2 separate regions of the Homo sapiens genome follow, and region 2 is linked to region 1. A link is a loop called in an ENCODE intact Hi-C map of the cell type or tissue named here. Cell type or tissue: gastrocnemius medialis. All regions are shown on one strand. Links, peaks and the distances in the headings refer to the core of each region. The heading gives the core; the rest is flanking DNA.

Region 1 (10,910 bases), core at 857-8,856:
TCTACTGCAGTCCTTAGCACGCCAGATCATCAATAGATACTGGTTTCATGTGTGAATTAAACAAATACTTAATAAATGAGTAATACACCTACTATAGTCTAGGTTCTCTTCTATGCTCACATACACCAGTGGACCAAACTGATAAGAAAGACAACAACCCCTGCCCTCATGGAGTTTCTGATAAAAACGTGCAGAACCCCCCGAACAAATGGCAGGATTACTGCTGCTTGTGAATAACGTTTTCCATGTTATTGTGTAGAATGCCTTTCCTATGACGTTCCCAAGGCTCACTACAACTACCATTATTCACATTTTACTCTAGTGGCAATGGAGGTGAAACAAACCACGAGAGGTTACAGAGGACACTGGGAAGGAGTCAGAAATCAAAATGAGTACATTATTTCTACTCGGAAAGCCTCAGCTAGACAGAGACATTCCTAGCCAGATGAGGTCTGCCCAGCCTCTGGCCTGGGTTGGAATGAACGCTGGCCAACAGAGCTGAACACTGCGTAACATCCGTCCCTGTGAGCCCTGCACTGAATGACTTAGAGAAGTTCTCAGAGATGCCACAAAGACTGACTTTTTTAAAAAAGTTTTTATTTACTTTTTTTTTTTTAAACTTTAAGTTGAGGGGTACATGTGCAGGATGTGCAGGTTTGTTACATAGGTAAACGCATGTCATGGGGGTTTGTTATACAGAGAAGATTGACACTTATTGTAGGTATTTTAAAAGAAAAATGTATTCACTCATACTTACAAACCAAATTTGCGTAAAACCCTGGAAACACATGTTAAAAAGGTATATTGGAGTAAAGGAAGAAAGCCGTCTTTTGCAGATATAAAAGGGTAATAATCCTGCAGACATGGTTGCCCGCCTAGTGCTGCAGAAGAGAAATGACTTGCTTTCGAAATTCAGGCAGGCTCCGCTCCAGCCGACAGCCTCCTTGGAAACATCACTTGCAAGGCTTGATTTCAGAAAGACCCTTATTTACAAGTATTCACATTTATAGCTAATAAAAAAAAAAAGGAAAAATCTCCCTTGCCAGTGTTTTTTTTTTCCTTTCCTTTCATGGAAAAAAAAAAAATGAATGCAACCTCTTGTAACTCCATTAATAGAGGAGGCTGGCAGGCTCTCTAGGACATCCCTACCTTTTGCCAGAAGCTACAAATGTATACTCTAAAGTAAACAATGGAAAGGTTACTGAAGGTTAAGTACATTCACACACTTCAGACAGCATGGCCAGGCTCCTAGCTGGGAAGATAATTTACCCGGCACGAACCTGGTGCCCTAGTTCTGGCGGGGTTGAGCGAAGTAGGGTGGGGAGAAGGAATAGCTGATATGTCCCAGGTCTACAGTGACTAGAGGTCAACCAGAGGGCACCTCTGTTTATAACCTGAGTCCCTTTCTCATTTATCTTCCACTGAGGATTCCCTAGTTGGATCCATGACAGGTTTTGTGACATCACCTGTCAGCTAATAATAGAAATTCAGTCAGCCACCTGCCAGCCAAGATGGATGGGTTTTTGGTTACAGACTTATTAACCGAATGTGGAGCTCCATGCCCCACCCCTGCCCCACTTCTCCCAGCCTGGTCCCTTCCATTCCCCTCCCCATCTCCAGCTTACAGGCTGGGGAGGTGCTTCCTACAGCGCTCATTGGAACTCCCCCACAACCTTTTCTAGATGCTTTATAACAAGATCGCCACTGGCACCTTAAAGACACAAACCACACCCCATGGCCTTGCCTTGGTTCACCTGGGAGTCTCAATCACTGACTTGCTCTGGTGGCTGGAAGACAGGAACCCAGACATCCGGTGTGAGAAGCCACACAGCCACTTGGCAGTGATATGTGGGGTGCAGCCCCAGGGGCCAAGGGGCTTATGCCTCCCAGAGGCTGACAGAATTGAAGCCTAGAGCTGTATTAGCACCCCAAATTGAAACCTGACTAGAGACAGATGACTTAGAGTGCTCTTAGAATACAGTCAAAAGACTTAGGATTTTAGCTGGTTCAGAGCAACCATTGGGTGAAAAAAAATCTAAAATGTTTCTTCAGAATCTTTTAGTTTAGTTCGCCTGAATGTGCTGGTAAAAAATAAACTATAATTATGTTCTTCCAGGAAAAAGTGACTTCAAAGAACATACATTTTTACCGTAAATTTGTGTTTAAAAATCTTGTAATAAATGAGACTCTAACATGGCCAATAGTTGGGAATAATTTTATTTTCCTTTAACAACAAAAATGTTTCCAGACACTTTCCCTAATGATGGGACTGGAATCGGAGAGGCCACCTGCTGTGTGGGTGGCAGTGAATCGAGAGGCTTCTGAAGACCAGGGTGCCTCTGCCTGCGACCCCCAGACGCCTGTGTGTGCCTGGAGCCCCCTGCACGCGCTCTCGGGGCTGGACGAGACCAGGAGGCTTTCCTTCCACTGCCTCCTGTGTCACAGGCCCTCGGCTCCATCTGGACTACTGAGAAGAATGTATACCAGGAGTCCATTTGCAATCCAAGCTCTTTTGTGTAGTTAAAATGATAATGTTGCCATAAAAATGACAGTTTAAAAAAGGGGAAAAGGGAACGGCTGGCTGTTAAGAGAACAGGCCCTCCACTTTCTGAAGGATCTATACGCCTCAGCAGGGCCCCCGTCCTGAAGCTGATGCACACTGGGAGAGCTATTCTCCATACACAAGTGCAGCCCATTCAGTGACACGAGTTCTTTCCTGGCAAATAAAATGTACCCTTAGATCTTTACAGACATCACCACTTTGGTCCCTACGCCCCACTGGGTTTTTATTTTGGAAAAATAGTTTCAGAGCTGTTCACAGGCAGCTTGTTTTACTCTGTGAACTGGATGTAATGTTGTGAGATTTTTAAAATTAGATTTCCCAGTTTTTAAGGGACACCTGAGTTGGTAAAGCCTTTGAATCTTTAAGGATGAGGTTAGCGAGGATTTCTACTTGTTTTTAGAGCCTACAGATGTAATTCTAGGTATATTCACTACAAGTGCACTTTGGGCCTAAAACGTATTTATGTGAGATCCCTTGATTAGCAACCTTGGATATCAGCTTTGCCATCCAGACAGCAGCTAGAGGAAATCATTAAAAATGAAATGACCTCTTTCTCTGGCTTCTATGTGTAAACATTTCACATATTACAAAGGTATTTTCAATACAGCCAGAGGTGTCTGGTGGGTATCGTGTATACTGTAGCACCAGATGCCCCAGATAAGACCTTCTACTCCCCAGCTAGTTGGCTTTGGGCAAGTACTTAGATTCCACGAGACCTTCATTTTCTCATGGATTTTAAAATAGTATCAATGTCACAGGGCTGATGTGAAAATGAAATGATAGCACTTAGAAAAGGGCCCAGCACACTGGAAGTGCTCAGGAAACATGGGCTGCCAGCCACGCTCAGAACAAGCTGTGTACAGGAGCGGTGGGTGCAGCCACATCTCATAGACAGGGACCAGGAACAGTGAGGCTAATGTGCTGAAGGTCGCTGACTGCGAGGCAGACACAGATAAGAGAATGGTCGGATCTACTGGAGTAAGGTCACCACCCAGCACTAAGGTGCCAATTTCTTCCCCTCTCTACTATTGCATTTATCAGAATATATGATTTTGTCATTTCAAATCTGAAAGCCAAACGGTAGAACGAAGGCTGGCAGGGGAGCTGAAAGGAATGGGAGGGTCTCTGTCAGTGGGGAGGAGAGGGAAGGGAGCCAGCAGGCGTCACTGATGTGGCTCGGCCTGCGAGCGTGTTGGTGGCCAGCGCTGCACCCATTCCTAAGACCCCTGACTTCCAGAACAAGGCTGCAAAAGACCACCTGTTTCCAAAACAAGGCCGTGTGGATCCTTACCACGACAGCTTGTTAAATTCCCTAGAAGTGAGAACTTGCTGGGTAGGGGACATTAGAAACGAAGCCCAGGCTTCATTTTACTAAAGTTCAAATCTGAGGATTTCCGAAAGAGGGCGGGGGAGCTCGAGCTGTCGAACCTGTAGGGTGGCATTTCCTAGAAGTGCACATGTATTCAAACTGGCCACTGGGGGATCTTTATTTTGTGTAGAGGTAGATGGAATCTTTTTGAATACTTGTATAAGCAATAAACGTATATGGCTTAGAATTCGAAAGCCTGTTTTGATTAAGGTAAAGCAAAAGAAGGGGTGCCTTCCAAGTGTCAACCAGAAATGGCCATATCCCAGATTTAATTCTCTCATCCCTTAACACTGCCAGTGGGCGTCCAATTAAATAAACAAAACGACACAGGAACCCCCCACCTCTCAAAAGTCCCAAGTTCCCTGTTGGCCTGACTGTGAAACCACCTTCCCGGAACCTCCCAGGCCAGGCGCCTGGGCTTTCCTGGGCCAGTGACTGCAGCGCCGCCACTTACCAGGAGATGGCGGCTGGAGCTTGGGCTGCTTTTTGGTGTCCCCGGTGCTGAAGACTTCCGGCGGGGGCTCCTCCCCACGTTCGATCTTGCACTCAAAGGCAAACAGGTACTGAATATACTGCTTTTTCAGGGAGCTCGCTGCACTGCTTGAGGTGCCAACGTTTAGGTTGGTTGCCAGCTCACGCCACTTCTTGTTTTTATTAACCTAGTGAAAAACACGGCAGGATCATTGGTTTGCAACAAAGTGGCTTGTTTAAAGCCAGGAGACAAAAAAAGCACTTAATGTCTTGGTTGACTTTTCTTCATTTGCCTCTTTTAACTAATGCTCATTACTCCCACTCAGCAGTGCATAGGCAGCATTTACAGTTATAAAACCATTAGGGAACCTGCTGATGGCAACAGAAAAAGCACTGCTCGGAGGTCCTTCTGCCCGCCACATCTCCCAACGCCTCACGCTCATCCCACTGCACCTCCAATTAAGGAAAAAGGGCATCTCAAAACATTTAAAAAGCAACAACGGCACTATTTTCCAAGTTAGGTTTTTGGGCACTGATGTGAAAGTGCTCATTCCAGCAGCTGCAAGCCCTCAGAAGTGGGCCTGTGATTCTGGGCCGTACCCATCCCCTCACCCCAAGACTGCTTGGGGTGTCAGGCAAAAGCAAAAGCAGCACCTCGTGCAAAGGCAAATGAGCCCCTGGACCAACGGCCCCCAACTTAAAAAGCATGATGCGATGCCACTGGCCACCAGCCCTGCTGACGGGGCAGGTGCACACCTTCCTGTGCGGTGCTCTTACTCAAGGAGGCTTAAAGGGCTGGAGACAACACAGTCGCAAAAGGAGGAGAAAGAAAGAGAACTCCTGAAATGTGACGTCAAGATCCGAGGCATTATTTTAACCTTTTGATTCCCACTTGGGAACAGGTTATGAAAGGTTAAACGGTTAAACACATGGATGAAACATGAGGATTTGCAAATAACTTGGGGAAGGTTTTGCCTTTTGATGTCTCCTGCGTTGTGTGGCAAGGGAGGAGGTAAGGGGACAGTGGTTTTTAATGAAATATTAAATTTCTGGGTTCAAACTTTCTCACACGGCTCTTCTGTCCATTTACTTAGTACTCGGTGGTGTATAATAAATTGTGGATGCTCCCGGAGATGCCCACCGCCCTCTTTTGGCACTGAATGCAGGGCTGCAAACTGTGGGTCTTCAGGTTACTTCAGAAATGGCAAGCTGGGCGCTGCTCAGTGTGACCTAAGAAGGAAGGCTGGGAGCTGAGCTTTGTGTGGTGGCAGCACCTGCTCCCAACCACATCTGATGCCCACAAGGTACACAGCATGATGGGGTGGGGACAAAGATGCAACCCAGCTACATTCCAGCAACCCTCATTATAAGCCCGCGGAGAGTCTCATGACAGACCCAGCCTGGTTATATATACTGTGGACACAGTCACAGTAAGGAAGTAGCCAGACACTATCTACTCTGTGCTGGCTGATAAAATCTAATCGTTTGAGCAGTCTTGGTGATTCTAAAAAATCCATGTCAGAAGAGGCTAGGTGCAGGGGAGAAAGGTCAGGGGAGTCCAGGGGCAGAAGGCAAAGGAGCCCAGGTGCAGAGGGGAAAGGTCAGGGAGTCCAGGTCAGAGAGAGGCGTGTCTCAATCATTCTCTTTGCTGACCATCACTCACACGTGGTATCACACGACTTAGCAGCTGGTTATGCAGCGTCATGGGCAAGCTCTAATTCTTTCTGTCACAGGTCTCAGTTCCCCCATGGAATGGATTAGGCACCTAGTGGGAAGGCTAAGCACAAAGAAGGCCTCCCCTTTCTCCCCCGAGACGCAGCACTGAGACCACGGTAGGCCGTCAGTGACACCTGCAGGGCAGATGACTTGCCCTTGGATAGTTAGTGACCCCCGCCACCTTGGTGGGGCGCAGGGCGCCTGATTCTGACTGCCTGTTAGATTACCTTGGGCACAGAAGGTTTCATTTCATTGATGTCGGGTGGTAGCCCAGGTACTGACAGCTTTGAAAAGCTGCCCAGGCCATTCTAATGCATAGCTGGACTCCAGAACCAGTGGCAAATGGGAAGAGTATGTGTCTGGAGTCAGACAGACCTGGCCCCACCAACTACCCTGTGAGTGTCCCTGGGCTACAGCATTATTCTATTTTTTAAAAAATATATTATTTTTTATTGAGACAGGGTCTTGCTCTGTCAACCAGGCTGGAGTATAGTAGTGTGATCAAAGCTTACTGTAACCTTGAACTCCTGGGCTCAAGTGATCCTCCCACCTCAGCCTCCTGAACAGCTGGGACTGTAGGTGTGCATCACCACGCCCGGCTAAGTTTTGTAGTTTTTAATGGAGACAAAGTCTTACTGGGGTCCCCAGGCTAGTCTGCAACTCCTGGCCTCAAGTGATCCTCCTGCCTTGGCTTCCCAAAGTGCTGGGATTACAGGTGTAAGCCACTGCACCCCATCCTGTACTTGATTTTGTTACACAGGAGTTTTCTCATCTATGCTTTGGGGCTGGTGACTCATGTATTTAGAAAGACAAAGGTTACACAGTGAGTACCTTTTCCCTGTTCCTATGACAGGGCGTGGTCCTACAACTAGACTCCTGATTAAGGAGCGAGGGCTACAGTGAGGAAAGCCGGTGCCTGGGGTATGAGACTTCAGGACGCACTCACTCTGAGAGTCAAGCAAGCACACAGTGGATAGCTCCTTAAATCTGCACCCCAGGCAGCTCCCCTGTCACACCTCAGGCCTAGCCCGCTGGAGGTCACAGCAATGGCCCTCCTAACTGTCCAGTTATTGTGGGCATGGTTTGACAAGTATCACTTAATTTTCCTGCTAACCTGTTCTGGATAGAGGGAAGCAGTAAATGTGACTTATATCTGACACAGATAATTAATTCAGTCATTTGTAAAACATTTCTGAGTATTTACTATGAACTACTGGCAGATTCCAGAGAATTCTGGAGCTGTAAGAAAACCTACAGGAAAATCTAGTCTGGCCCGCTGTATACATGACGAAACTGAGGTCCAAGAACATGACCTGCTGAGGTCACGCTGCGAGTTGGTGGCAGAGCCAGGGTCCCCCAGTGCTCCCTGACAGCACACAGACGTGGGTTGCAAGAAGGCGACTTTCACACAGGCTTAGCTTTTCCTTTGTGAGAAAAAAAATGAGTCCACACATTCAAAGAAAGCCACTGTAAGAACTTATCCACAATGCTTCCTTTTTCACCCCCTCCCTCACTCATTCTTACCTGGGCCAAACCCCCGATCTCTTTGACGCAGACGTAGAGTCGGAACAGGTCCAGGGGCTTCTTGCCCACGGCAGGCAGACTTGAGACAGGAGAGCCTCTCTCTTCCATGAAGGTGAGGTATCGGTCGACCCAGAGCTTTCTCTCTGGCTCATTCCCCAGCTCGTACACCTTCGTGATCTTCTCCCCAGTAGTGGTGGAGGAGCTGGACTTCTAGTACCCAGAAGCAGCATGTGGAGGTGGGGCATGGGTGGGCAGAGGGAGAGGGAAGAAGGTGAGAAAAAAGTAATGAGCTAACAAATACAAGAAGAGAAGAGATTAAAAACTACTGCTATCACACAACAATTAGGAATGAAGGCTACTAGTTCAGGCACAAACTATACATTTTCTTAGTTAGGAATTTACTTTTACTTTAAATAAAAGGCCCAAACTCCCCCTTTTATACACTTAAAAACAAAAACAAAAAAGAACAAAGCCCTTTTTGGATATAAGCGTTGAATCCCAGAAGGCAAAATTCCAGTGACACCTCATGTTATTTTTAAAAATAAAAGGGTTCTAGCTCATGGAATGATCATAGTGAATTAAAATTTTTACATGTGATATTATAGAGCCCAAAACATTAAATGGACTCCTACTTTTCCTTGTCAAAACAAGAATGGCTAAAGGGTGTCTTCGTTAAAATGCTACAGCATCTGGAGGATGAGCAACCACACGGTGCTTGCTGAAAAATATAAGGTAGATTTCCAGTCACGGGAACCAGTGGTGTGGGCTATAAGCTCGTGTGTTTTTTGTTTTTTTTTGTTTTTTTTTTTTAGATAAACTAAGGGTCAACCAAAGCTTTGGGATTTATGGATAAACATATACATTTATTTTTATGCCCATGTATTTATATGCTCATGTGTTTTATATTGATACTCTAGTTCTTGGGTTTCTATGTACCTGCTTTTACCTGACACTAAAATATCAAGAGTTGCCGTTTCTGAACACCTGAAGCCTACTCCGTGGATTACATAATCTGGACAGGTAACACTTTTAGCCCTAGGCGGGCCAACTGTATCTCTTCCCTTTCTTATTTATATCTCTGTATTTGTAAAAATATTTACAATATTTGCAATACTAGGGTTATTGTACAAAATCTTTTCTCAGTTCTCAATAAAGATTTCTTGGAACAATAATTTACTTTATTTATGCATACCTAGGTTATTATTTGCAATATAGAGAAATTATTACAGACAGAATTCTTAAGTTTTTTTTCCTTTTTTCTTTATTTAGCTTAACATAATTTTAAACATATTTTTGAAGGTTTAGGGGGTTAACTAACATGACTGCCATTGAGGCTAGATGTTACCTTATTTAGCAGAATGATCTCCAGTAAAAGTAGGTCCCTCAGAAAGGATGCCTGAGAATGAAACTTACGCAGCATGTGAGGCCGCCGCTTTCCCTTTAACTAACACGTGATTCTCCAGAGTCACTGGGCTGAGATTTTAAGCCTTCAGCTTCAGAATTACTGAGGCATAACCTCTTTATCAAATATGTAATGGGTGATACAGTTGATGTAAATAAAAAATGTAGAATGATAAAAAATAGTTGTTTTATATTTTAGAATATACTTTGATGCTGAGGTTAAACTTCACATCACTTAAAAACCACTTTAGATAAGAGCTTAAAAAATATATATGTATACATATTCATATATGTGTGAATATATATATGTCTATAAACCCATATGTACACTTAGAATATAGAAACTATATATCCAAATAAATTTTTAAAGCTTATTTTTCATATCCTTGTACCCAAGGCCTACTTGACTAGGAAAAGAGGCTGCTCTAACACACTTTACACAAGACTCTCATCCGGGCAGCACCTCAGAAGCTCTGCCGTCATTAATGGGACAGTTATTAAAAACAGGTTCCTAAATTTTAGTATGGAGTTTTCTTTTTTATTAACGGGACAGTTATTATTAGGAGGTTTCTAAATTTTAGTATAGAGTTTTTTTCTTCTTTGGGGAGTTACACTTAAAAAAATGGGTCCAACGTTTTCAAAAGTGAAAAATTGAAATAAGAACATGAAGAAAAAGGCATTATAATCTATAATCAGTTAACAGTAAAACAACTTCCCTCTTGCATTTTATTTGTAAAAAACTGAGGTAAAAGTTTGAGATTCAGTTTAAAGATAAGACAAATAAAGGCAATCATTTCAATTTAAAATTGCTCCAATTAGCTCAACCAATATCCTGTTTGTAAGATCCATCTGCCGTTCCTGGTTTGGTCCTCTCTAAACTGAAACTGGGGAGTGGTTCTGGATGAATAGAATCATGAACAGAGCAACGGGGCACAGAAATGCTTGTTCTTGCTTCTGAAGGGACTGGATTCTTACAAGCTGGAATAGGCCTGAGATAATGATGGACACAGTTTGACTATATATTAACTTTTCTCTCCTTGGTTAAATAAACTTAAGTTTAATTAACTTGTGCCTATCTCAATTTGTTGTCATAACACTGGAAAAATTAAATGAAGATACTTTCTAAGAGAATAGTTCTTTTTCATAATTTTTAGATCTTCTAAGAGGCATTTTTATGGCACCATAATGTAGGAAACTGCATCTGCAGGGAACTGACACGGTCAGGCCTCAGTTTACGTGATAAATTCGGAAGAGGCCTCCCGAGGCTGGCTCACTTAGCTGAACCAGGGCCTCAGTTTCACCACTGCCACACGCTTTACTTTTCCTTTGCAGCACGACGTCACACACTGTGTAAAACTGTATGTTTTGCACGTAACTATTTGTCTGACACCCACTTTTCCGACTAGATCCTAAGTTTCACAAGTCAGAGTTTGGGTGGATGCTGATCACCAACACTTAGCGTGGTGCTCTGCATGCTGGAGGGCTGTGATAGCATTTTTTTTTTCCATGAGTGATTACTCCAATGGACAAAAAGGGTGTGAAACGCTTGGAACATGCTAACAGGAATTAACAGCTGATTCAAATATCCTATAAACAGGATTTCACCGAGCAAGGTGTGGAGTGAACGTGGGCACAGTCTAGTAAGACTGAAGGCTGAGCAAGAGGTTGCGTCCGCTGCCAGCACTCAACGCCTCCACCCCAGCTTATGGTTCGCATACTGGGCAGGCAATGACCACAGCCAATATTTAGTGTCTGAACAGAGCGCAATTAAAGACTTAGTGAATAGAGAGCATGTACGTTATCACTCTCATCACTGACCAGGCTCCAAACATACTGTCCTTGTTCATAGACGCTGGCTTTGGATAA
Region 2 (10,910 bases), core at 1,443-9,442, 230 kb after region 1:
CAGCTGCACAGCAAACCAGAGAGAGCAGCCTGGTGTGCAGACCTCCCGCCTGCCACCACGGATCGAAAGGCAGCAGGGGATGGTGGACATATTTTTTATTTACTTACCCGGGAGAGATGGGGAAGAATCTGTATTTTTAAAACTGGTCATATATTTAAAAAGGACTCTGACTCAAATGATGTAGTCAGACAATTCAACCTTTACACAGTCACAGTTTCTGAAGACTTCTCATAAAATTTTATTAAAAATATTTTAATAATAGAACACTACAACCCTCCTGATCCTCCTTTTAAGAGATTTTTAAGTACAAAACCCTACACACTGTAACAATAAACAGACCGAATTAAGCAAGACGTTTTGAACAGAATGAGTACGGTTGGTCCTCCCTACCCATGGGTTCTGTGTCAGCAGACTCCACCAATAGCAGATAAAAAATTGGGGGAGGAAAAGCAGTAAAAATAATACAAATTAAAAAACAAAGTACAACAACTATTCATAAAGCATTTACATTGTATTAGTTATTATAAGTAATCTAGAGATGATACAAAAAGTATGTAGGAGGATGGTAGGTTACTTACAACTACTAACTTTATCTAAGGAACTTGAGCATCTACGATTTTGGTACTCGTGGGGGTCCTAGAACCAATTCCCTGTGGATACTGAGGACTGTACATAATTTTCCCACACTCACCCTTCCCAAACAGAATGATACTACGCTCAACCATTAAAAAGAACACAAGCCAAGTGGTCTTCCCAATAGAGGAAAACATTTCATTTTGCATTTCATCTTTTCTAGGCAAGTCCCACAGACTCATTTAATAACCTTCCTGTAATCTTATTAACCAAAGTATGATAATTAAATAGTCTTTGGGGTTTGGTGTTTAGGTTGAGGCACATATGAGTAGTTAATGATTTCACTTAACTGAAAATCCCAGGTAATGACCAGATCGAAAGAAAAGAAAGGGGCTCCTTTATTTTTCCTTACCTTTTAAAAGTACCTTGCTTCATTAGTAAACTAACTCCGTATGATTCCTGGCCTCATCTTTTTTTGCTTTGCTTCATTAACTGGACTACAATCACCCCTTGGTTTTAATAGAGCTTTTTTTTAGCAGAAATTACCCAGATTACTGACTTTTCCAAAAGGAAGGAGGAAGACGATTATTTCACAAAAGAGGAAAGAGAAATCCAGACTATAATTAAAAATAATGATTATTCAAAAGAAATACTTAAGACATTTGGACAACATTTAAATGCCCTTCAACAAGATGGGTAAATGCATACTGCAACAAAATGTATTTGCTGAAAAGTGCTTCACGATCTCAGGGACTCTGTATTTCTTCAAACCAGGAGTGTATCCATCATAATAGCACACTACAAAGGCTCAAGAATTGCTTAACAAAATGAATTCATAAATTCTCCTTCTCCCATCATAAATAAAACGAATTAGGTTTATAGACTGAGTAAGAACTAGCAATATAACTCAACCATCTACTTTTGCTGCTGAAGTGTACAGTATGCCACAGAATCAAACAAATACTGAGAAATCAGTATTACTCATTCCTAGTGTTTTTCTTTCTTTTTAAAGGGGGTAGGGGGAACAGAGATAAACTGTTTAAAAGTGAAAAAGCTGTTCCTAGGTGTGGAGCTGTGACTAGGAGAAAACAAGTTAGTCTTTAACCTCCTGATGTCAGGAAATGGAGCCAGAAGGCATGGATTGGACTACAAATGGTAGACTGCCGTGTGCAGTGGGATGGATGTGGACAACAAGCCAAAGCTGAGTTTGCAAGGCGGGTGACAAATGAATCAGAGATCTTGGAACATATTATTCTAACTACCCAACTACATTATACTGAATGTAAAATGCAGTTCTTATGAAAATTCTAAACATGTAGAGCACTAAAAAAGTGAATGAATTAAGTCTAAGAGGAAGGCTACACCACATAACAGATTCCCTAGCAGAATACAGAACTCCAGTTGTTTGGGGGGCTTGGAAGGGGCAGCAAGATGGACTCAACACATGGGTATCCTGGTGTCATTATCTCCATCAGCAGAACCCCTACTCATCCAGCAAATGAGGATACCAGCCTTAAAAAGTGAGAGTCATGAAAAGCCCTAGGCTGGCCTGAAATTACCAGATTCTAACTATGAAATTATTTGAGACTCGTGGGAGAAAAGACTTCCTGATCCCCTTTACAATTAAACAGAAAGAAACATATTTTAAATATCAACAGACATCATTTGTATACATTCAAGGGACATGATTTACCAAACCATAGGGTCCAAATCAACCCTAACCTAATTCTCAGATGCCACCTGGGCTATGAGAAAGATGCCAAGTGATGGACACTCCATATCCTAAAGCTCCAGCTTCTTAAGCCTGCACGGTGGTCCTGGCAGCCAGGATGCTGGAACTTGGCCTGCTACTCTGCTTCTGTGGCTCACACCTCTGCTTGACCTTGAGTCTGTGCCATCCTCCTACCTGAAGCTGACCCTGGTACTGGTGAGTATGTGGGAAGGAAGTGGGGATGTCCACAAGAGATCTTCAAGGTACTCAACTCTGTGATAACTGTTTCCAATAAACATAGATAACTGAAAACCCAGAGAAACAGGCAAGGAGAAAGACGTGGGACACAGTGGCTCTGTCACTTGTAAATCAGCATCCAAGTGCACAGCACTCTTTCACCAAGTGTGCCATTCTTACTCCTGGAATCTTGGTTCCTGGCCTACATGCCAAACCCTGCAACAGATAAACTCTACATCTAAAATATATTTGTTCCTTCAATCTCTTGTATCCTTGTAAAAATGAGGTAATTTTAAATGCCAGCTCAGAATACATTACAAATCAATAACTTACATGCCAAGAATTTGAGAGTCTTAACCTAACATTGTTATTTTCACCAAATTCAGTCTGTAATAAGATCCTGACCATATGGGATCCATAATCTAGAACTGCACTGTCCAGTATGGTCGGCACTAGCCACATGAGGGTGTTTAAATTTAACTAAAACGCAAAATTCCTTCTGCTAGCCATATTTCAGGTGGTATATAACAATATATGGCAAGTGGCTGACATACTGGACAACACAGATAGGGACTGTTTTCATCACTGCAGAAAGTTCTACTGGACAGTGCTGATCCAGAATATCCCAAAGTCCCTGCAACATCCTGCCTGCTACACATGCTATAAACAAAATTCACTCATATATTTTTCCTTTTGGAGGGAGATGCAAAATACACTGAATGGAAATCTCATTAAGATATCAGTGGACTAAGAAGCTGTCATCCACCCTTCACCCCAAACTCAAGCTGAAACTGCAGGCTGGTTAAAGAAGCCTCCATGGTGACCCAGCAGAGGGTCTATGGACTGACCACAGAAAGGGCTGCTGTCCCTAGAGGCCACCTCCAGAGGACTATTTCCTATCTGCCACTCCACTGCTACCAGCACTGGTCTGAAGCAATTTTTTTCCAGTCTATAAAACTTATTGCCAAATTTTCATTTGTAAGTGCTCTGCCTCCCAGGTTCCCATGCCCAGAACTCACTGAGTCCTGGCTTCTGAGAGAAGGGTGGGGGTAAGAAGCAGGGAGAGTTTATGACAAGTCCGAGTGGAAATTATGGGCCAGCCTCCATGAACTCACAAAAGTACCTGGGACTCATTCAAAAAAGAATGTCTTTTTCTGAGTGGCCCACTTGCCTCCCACCTCCTTCCCCTGCTAGAGGCAGCCCCTGTGCACTACAGAAGCAGAGGCCCTGCTCTTGTCCCCAGTACCAGGCCACTGGTGCATGTCTTCCCCAAGGTTTACATCCCTAGAAAAGACTAGGCCAGTTTTATCTGACCTTATGTCCAGAACCCAGCAGTCCTGGACGGCTGTCAAGCAGTTGGTGGTAAAAAGCAAAGCACAGGGCACTTGGCAGATACACAGATGAACACAGGAAGGTGAGGAAATAGAACAGGCGCGGCTTCCACCACCAGCGGCCTCCAGTAACCTTCCTAACAGGATAGGGTTTCTGAGACCAACAGCCCTCCTCCCTAAAATCTTAGGCCCCTGAAATGGGGCTACTTCATTTCTAAGATCCCAAGTCCAGGGCGAGTATCTTCTGCCTTGGACCCCATGACATCCAGGCTCTGTTTCTAGGGCCCTTCTGGAGATGGGCATAGGTTCTCCTACCTTTTCTTGATGTTTATCTTGGCTGTTCCTCCTGGACACAGGGAAGGAGCTGAGGCGTATCACTCAGGTGGCAAGGTGAACTAGCTTAAAAGGTAGATTTTCTCCTCTCATGTAGAAAACTTGATAAAGATAAAATTATGTCAATAGCAAATTATGTATAACTTTCAATTATTACAGAGCCTTTATATGTGTTACATCATTGGAAGTCATATATAATCCACAATAAGTCATTCTGGAAGACAGCACTATAACATATACAGAAAGGACTATAGCGTTGTTCTGGATCCCCACCTAGCCTCAGATAAAGTCTCTAGGACAGGATTGTGGTTAATATGTAATGTATGGCCTGGAACATACAGTAGCTCTAGGTTTATCACACCTGGTTGAATGGCAATAACCAGAATGTCAGAAAGCTCTGGATTTAGCCTATTTAACTTTCTGTATTAAGAGCTATCATGAGATACAAATTCAGAGGGGACACAAAGGTAGGAATTACACTAAATACAACAGATGCCAGATTCAGGATCCTAACACACGTTAGCAAGCTTGAACAACAGCCCCGACCCAGTCCAACAGCAGCCAGGAAGGGTCGATGAGCACTTGAGCTCAGGTGCAGGATGGATGAGACGTATCCTTCAGAGCAGCTCCCATCACAGTGGCAAGAGTGGGCTGCAGCTGCCGCAAAGCCCTGCAGACCCTGACGCCTCCGATACACGGCAGCGTGACGGTCCAACACAAAGCGGGCCAGGTGGCCTCCGCCAGCCATGCCTTTGGAGCCTGCCCTTTGGTTGTGGATATCACATTTAGAGGTGCTTATACAAAAATGAAGCTCATTAAGGAATTAAGAATAGGGTGCAGGGGAACTTGAGACCACACAGTGGGGGAAATAGTTAAAGTAACTATTAATAGCCCAGAAGAAATCCTAGTAAATGAAAACTATCTTCAAATACGTGAACAGCCGTCATATAGAAGAAGGATTTAGATTTACCTTGTGTGGTTTAAGAAGGCAGAAGTAGAACCAGGATTTAAAAAAACAAACAAAAAAAACAGTTCGAGCTAATGTAAGGAAAAACTTCCTAAACAATTTAAATTACCACAAATAAAATACCTCATAAAGTAATAAATTCTGTATCACAAGACATTAAAAATGATGTTTTAGTAGCAGTTTATGTATCAGGTAGACAGGGACTTGTATATACCATACAAACTATTAAGATTCATCTTTATTCTAAAGACAAAATACTCACAGATAAAAAAAAATCATATGTATGTGTGTGCAAACGGCCTCATTCCACACAGGCTGACTATGTCAGAGCATATTGCTTCGAAAGTTACATCAACTAAAGCATTTTCAAAATGTCCAACAGTTCTCCAGAACCATAAACTGTCCTTCCTTTACTATCTCATGTGAGGGTATAGTTCAGGAAAGGGGCTAACTAGAAACTTGAAACCAAAGAGACATCTTGATCAATATTATCACTCATACATTAAAAAAAAAAAAGAACTTCATTTTTAATATTTTAAAAGCTTAGTTCCTTAGAACTTTGTCTCCTCTGAAATTGTCCAAGATCAAGCAGATAATGGGCTAAGTCCAAAAAATAAAGGAGCAACAGAGCAAATCTGACTGCGTGTTTGAAAAAGCCTATAAAATGTTACAAGCAAAACAGGAAAGCCTGTGTTAATAATGCATAAACCAAAAGAGAAAAAAAAGCTGCCCATTTAATGGAATAATGCTTTTATCCTTGCAGTTAAAATGAAATAAACCATGACTATTAATCTAGTAAGACCATGTAAAAATGTAATTTTTAAACATTTACTAAAAGGGGATAGTTCAGTAACCACTCTAAAAATCAAGGCCTTGTGTACAGCAGTGTTTAAACGCTAAATACCAATCTCCTGTCTGCGGAGGCCATTACCCACCCTGTCACCATAGCAACGCTAACAGTATGCCTGACTTCAAAGACAAAGATGTAATTTCAGACTTCCAGCAGCCAGAGGGAGTGGTAAGAATATTCTACCCAAGCAGTGTCAGCTGATGATAAATTATAAAAATATCCAGGAAGGTTATGAGGCGGACGGTACCACATATTCTCATATTCCTGGGGGAAGACTTACATTAGTCAAACATACTAGGAGACAGAGAGAGTAAAACAAAAAGTAAACAAGAAAGAATCTCAATGGAGTCCGATTTTTTTCTTTTTTTAAAATTACATAGTACAGAGTTCTAGCCTTCCTTTTCTCTTGCTCCCAGGAGAAAATAAAAATAGTTTCTACCATCTTCTTTCTCATTCAAATTAAGAGTGACTGCAGACCTGCATGAATGTTCCAAGGGACTTGCAAAACCACCTCTATAACTGCTACTTCTATATTTGTGAAACTCTGGCGTTTGTCAAAAACCGTTTTAAGCACCAGTAGTCAGCTAAGGGGGCTGAGTGGATCCCTGTGTTGAAGCTGCAGAGGGCAGCCGTCCATTCTAGCACTTGGAGCTTTGCTTTCCAACCACCCAATCTAACCCCAACATACTCAAGATATTTTTAAAGCCCTGTGAAGGGGAAAACACTGAAAAACAATTTGCCAATTTGTAAGTTTTTGTGTCTTAAAAAAATAATAATAAGTGCATAAAGCTGACACAGTACTGTTTCACAATTACGCAGTTGACCAGATTTTAAAAGCACTAGCCCTAGAGTTGAGGTTGAGAATGCCACAAAATGCCCAGCTAGTAATTTTCCCAGAGGTAATGAAATACAAAAGAATAAAGTTGGAGCTAAAGTCTTCTTGAAGATTCCCTACAAGGAAGAATTGCCAGACTCCAAGGATTTTCGCTTACTCGAAGAAAGTCATAAATGACTAGCCTGGCCAGCAAACACACAGATGTAAGTTTTACTACAATATTATTGTTTTACAAGAATGAATATATACATTAAATTCTCTTTCTGTTGAATTCTCTTGTATGGTTTTAGGCTCAAAAAAGTCTAGTTCCCTTACTAACAGGAGCATGACACGGCTGCCTCTTTCAACAGACCCTGCTCCCCACTCCCAAAGGTGGATGAATGGTCAGAAGGGTGTGGAGTCCAACAAGGGCTGGTGTCAAGATCCCTGCCCCCACTGCTCACCGGCCTGCTGCCCACAACCACTCTCAGCAACCAAAGTGCACAGGAGCCACGGCAGCCCGACCTTCTTCCCACGACCAACCATGGGGGGCAGGATGGGAAATCAAGCCAGCCTCAGTGTCCCCACCACCCCTGCTAGCCTTTTGCTGGAGGTGGACCTATGATGGAGTTCCATGTTACTCCTTAGGAGCACAGCTCCAATTTTATAACGTATTCAAAGTCAGTAAGTTCGAGAAAAATAAAGCACATAAATTCACTCACAAACTGTTATCATCCTAACTATTAAGCTATTAGTGGCATGCATGTTCTGTAAAATTTAGACCATCACTAGTCTCATCAATTAATCTTGAGCCCTCATCTTTAAACCCAAGGATCAGCAATCTTCTTCCCAGAAAAACAAGCTAAATTACAAATGTCACTCACACACCTATCCCTCAAAACAAAGAAAAACACATGTATAAAAAAACACTCTCTTCACAATTCAACTCTTTCCTGACTAAATGGGTTTCCACCCTGGTACACGTTTTATGCTTATAAAATAATTATTTTTAAAAATTATTGTGAAATAAAAATGGGTTCAATAAGCTACTTCTTTGGACAGAGTAACAAAGTAGTTAAGCAAGTTACAGCAAAAACAGATAATTATTCAATCATTTATGTGGCATGACACCTAATTTAGGCCTTTGATAATTTTCCCAAACATGAAACCACTTTTTTAGCACTATATTAAAAACTCATATTTTGGACTCATTATTCACTATTTTCAAAAGAGTATATATTCCTTTATAAAGTATTTCCTTTTACAATATAATAAAAGAAAAATAATATTCCTTTCTTAAGAAATGAAGTGTTGGCCAGGTGCGGTGGCTCACACCTGTAATCCCAACACTTTGGAAGGCTGAGGCGGGCGGATCACGAGGTCAGGAGATTGAGACCATCCTGGCTAATACAGTGAAACCCCATCTCTACTAAAAACACAAAAAATTAGTTGGGCGTGGTGGCGGGCGCCTGTAGTCCCAGCTACTCAGGAGGCTGAGGCAGAAGAATGGCGTAAACCCAGGAGGTGGAGCTTGCAGTGAGCCGAGATGGCACCACTGCACTCCAGCCTGGATGACAGAGCGAGACTCCATTTCAAAAAAAAAAGAAAAAGAAAGAAAATAAATGAAGTGTTTTACTTTAATAATTAGGTAATCCCAATTTTTCCCCTTTACTTTGCTAGTCAGGAATGTAGCCTTAAATTTAATCATTATTCATCAGTAACTGCATTATCATGGTTTGTTTGCTTCTCTCTTTTTCAAACTTTTTTAAGAATTTGTAATCCGCTTGGAGCAGTCTTTGTTTATACAAACGTTTTACTGTAAGTCAGCTCAAATCCTTTCTGGAAGCACAAGGGTTATAAATTCTATATAAAAACATCATAGGATATGAAACATTCTGTCACACCAGGACTCTTTCAGTTAAAAGTGGCCACTGGTATATTTAAAAATAACCATTTATTTATAATTTTCAGGGATACATGTTGAAAGAATACCTCATCCAAGCTATTTTTAAACACTTTTATAAAGAAATTAATTCTTAAATTTTGATCATTAAGTTATAGAGTATCTGGGTAATACTTTATATTAAAATACCAGAGTATTTTAAAAAATTCATTAGGGAGGCTAAAATTGCATCAATTATATTATACTTCATACATTTTTATTGTTTTAATGAGAAATTAGGTTTGTAGGTAAATTCAAAGGTAAAACTGGTAACAGTAAGTATGATTTAAGAAGGGATATGACAGGACAGTCAATAAAAATGTTGGGGAAAAGTAAAGTGCATTAATCTATTTGCAACGGTAAAGTCATAGTCATTTCCTCTATAACTTCCCCAGTTACCTTTACAGCAGTTACCACTAGATCTTATGAATAGTTTAAACTTCAATAAATAAGACTCGGAAAGAGCAGCGCTAAAAAACCAGGACAACTTTCAGGTTGTTACCCCCCCGCAAAATACCACCTGGCCCACAACAACATATTCATTTAATGTCATCTAATCAACTGCGATGGAAGAAGGCAGAATTGAAAAAGGTATATTTCCTATATTAACGTAATTATTTAGGCATGTCCCTTTCTCTTACATCCCCATATATATACACAAACCTATATAATATTTTAAATAAAGTTTCAACATTAAGTATTTGACTTAAAAGTGCATTTAGTGATACTACCTGATTCACCATCTTTGGTCTTCCACTAAAGACCTGTGTTATCCTTCATGGCTGGTTGCTCCTATTACGGTTATATGGTGTTTGTACCAAAACTCTGAAAACTCTTTGAGCAATGTAAGGAGTTTGCCTAAAGCAGATTTGCTGCAAACCAAGTAGATCTGTACCTATGCCTTTGCTTTTGCCTTCTTTTAGGTGATCTTGCTACTCACTAGTAATACCATGAGCTGAAATGAGCAAGGGAGGGTGAACCCCAATCACTGCAGCCACTATGCTACCAACCGACTCTGAGGATAAAGCTGGGGTGCAGATTAGTCTAACACTAGTCACTAACATCACATTTCCGAATTATCAACATATTTTAATTGTCCAAACTATACACCTATAATTATTCCTAAGGAGTTAGAAATAATTCACAAGTTAGAAATAATTCACTTGTTAGGAATAATTAATTAAAATGTATTAAAACCTAGAGGATTTCACCCCTTCATCTTCACTCGTCCCCATAGTTTAGTTTTTGGTAGCTCAACAAACCAAAAATGGCAGCGTAATACTGGGGAAATTCTTAAAAACACAAGGTTTATTAATGTAGTTTTCTCTTCTTTATGTTCTTCTGTGCAGGGTAAAACTGATAAAATATAAAAAATATAAAACTGAGGAACATGAAATAAAATGGATGCAGAAGAACCTCAGTGGCATTTACACCAACATTCTCTGCATCCAAAGAGTACTGCAGCATTGGGGTTCAGCAATGAAGTCACAGGCTAGGAGTCCTGGGGATCTGATTTAGACAAGAGTCAGCCGCCTGTTCCAGTTCCTTGCTCATAGGAAAGGAATGCTGAATCTCAGGGAAGTGTGGTGCACCGGCAGCCCTGACAGGCCCTGGAAGCCAAATATCATTTCACAAAAGGAGGAGGGCAAAGAAAAGGCAAGAAATTGACATTCAGTGGACACTTGTGAATGTGGCAGGCACTGCCAAAGTGGTTTATGAACCTTAGATCTCATGTATGTGCAAAGTACTCTAGGTGGAGTATCCCGGCTGAAAAGCTCAATTAGGTGTGAAATGTTCTTTGTCAAACAACAACGTGCATATTTAGATATATATATCTGATACCCCTAAAACAGGCCAGAATTATATGAAAGATGTTTTTATCCCTATAAAACATAGAAAATGCCAATTAAGTCAGCAAAAAAAGTAGTAAAAATAATAAAATCCTCATGAAGCCACTCAAGAAAGCCAGCATAAACATTACTCTTCTACACCAGGTGTTCACAAAAGGGTTGGGAGACTTGGAAGGCAGTGTTCTCTTCCTCTGAAATCACCAGCACTGATAAGACGTGACTCAATGCCACCTGAATGTCTTGTATAAAAAGCTCTGACCACAGTTGTGTCATAGCCATTGCTGCTCTTAAACTTTCAAATA

What was found. Peaks named below come from ENCODE experiments on the same cell type or tissue, not always from the same donor. Only the 100,000 strongest peaks of a DNase experiment are listed, where the experiment ranks them.
Region 2: a loop joins it to region 1, with 2.0 times the contacts of the local background. A loop is called at or near these places in 6 of 110 quality-filtered maps.

The regions. Positions count from the first base shown.
Region 1 is chr6:157,177,912-157,188,821 of GRCh38, reverse strand. ARID1B (AT-rich interaction domain 1B) reads right to left here. Exons shown (of 20, transcript NM_001374828.1): 12 at 7,644-7,853; 13 at 4,387-4,591. Among named protein-coding and RNA genes, the nearest start is that of TMEM242, 140 kb to the left of the region's middle. RefSeq lists enhancers at 1,879-2,379, 2,380-2,880 and a silencer at 4,833-5,127. In gastrocnemius medialis, for the core only: CTCF peaks have their summits at 4,176 and 4,376 (motif pointing right); DNase peaks (open chromatin) are centred at 1,511 and 4,401; H3K27ac peaks cover 4,087 bases.
Region 2 is chr6:156,948,962-156,959,871 of GRCh38, reverse strand. All of the region lies in intron 4 of ARID1B (AT-rich interaction domain 1B), which reads right to left. Among named protein-coding and RNA genes, the nearest start is that of MIR4466, 170 kb to the right of the region's middle. RefSeq lists enhancers at 1,408-1,457, 1,598-1,647, 1,668-1,797. In gastrocnemius medialis, for the core only: a CTCF peak has its summit at 6,187; DNase peaks (open chromatin) are centred at 3,911 and 6,211; H3K4me3 peaks cover 534 bases; H3K27ac peaks cover 8,000 bases.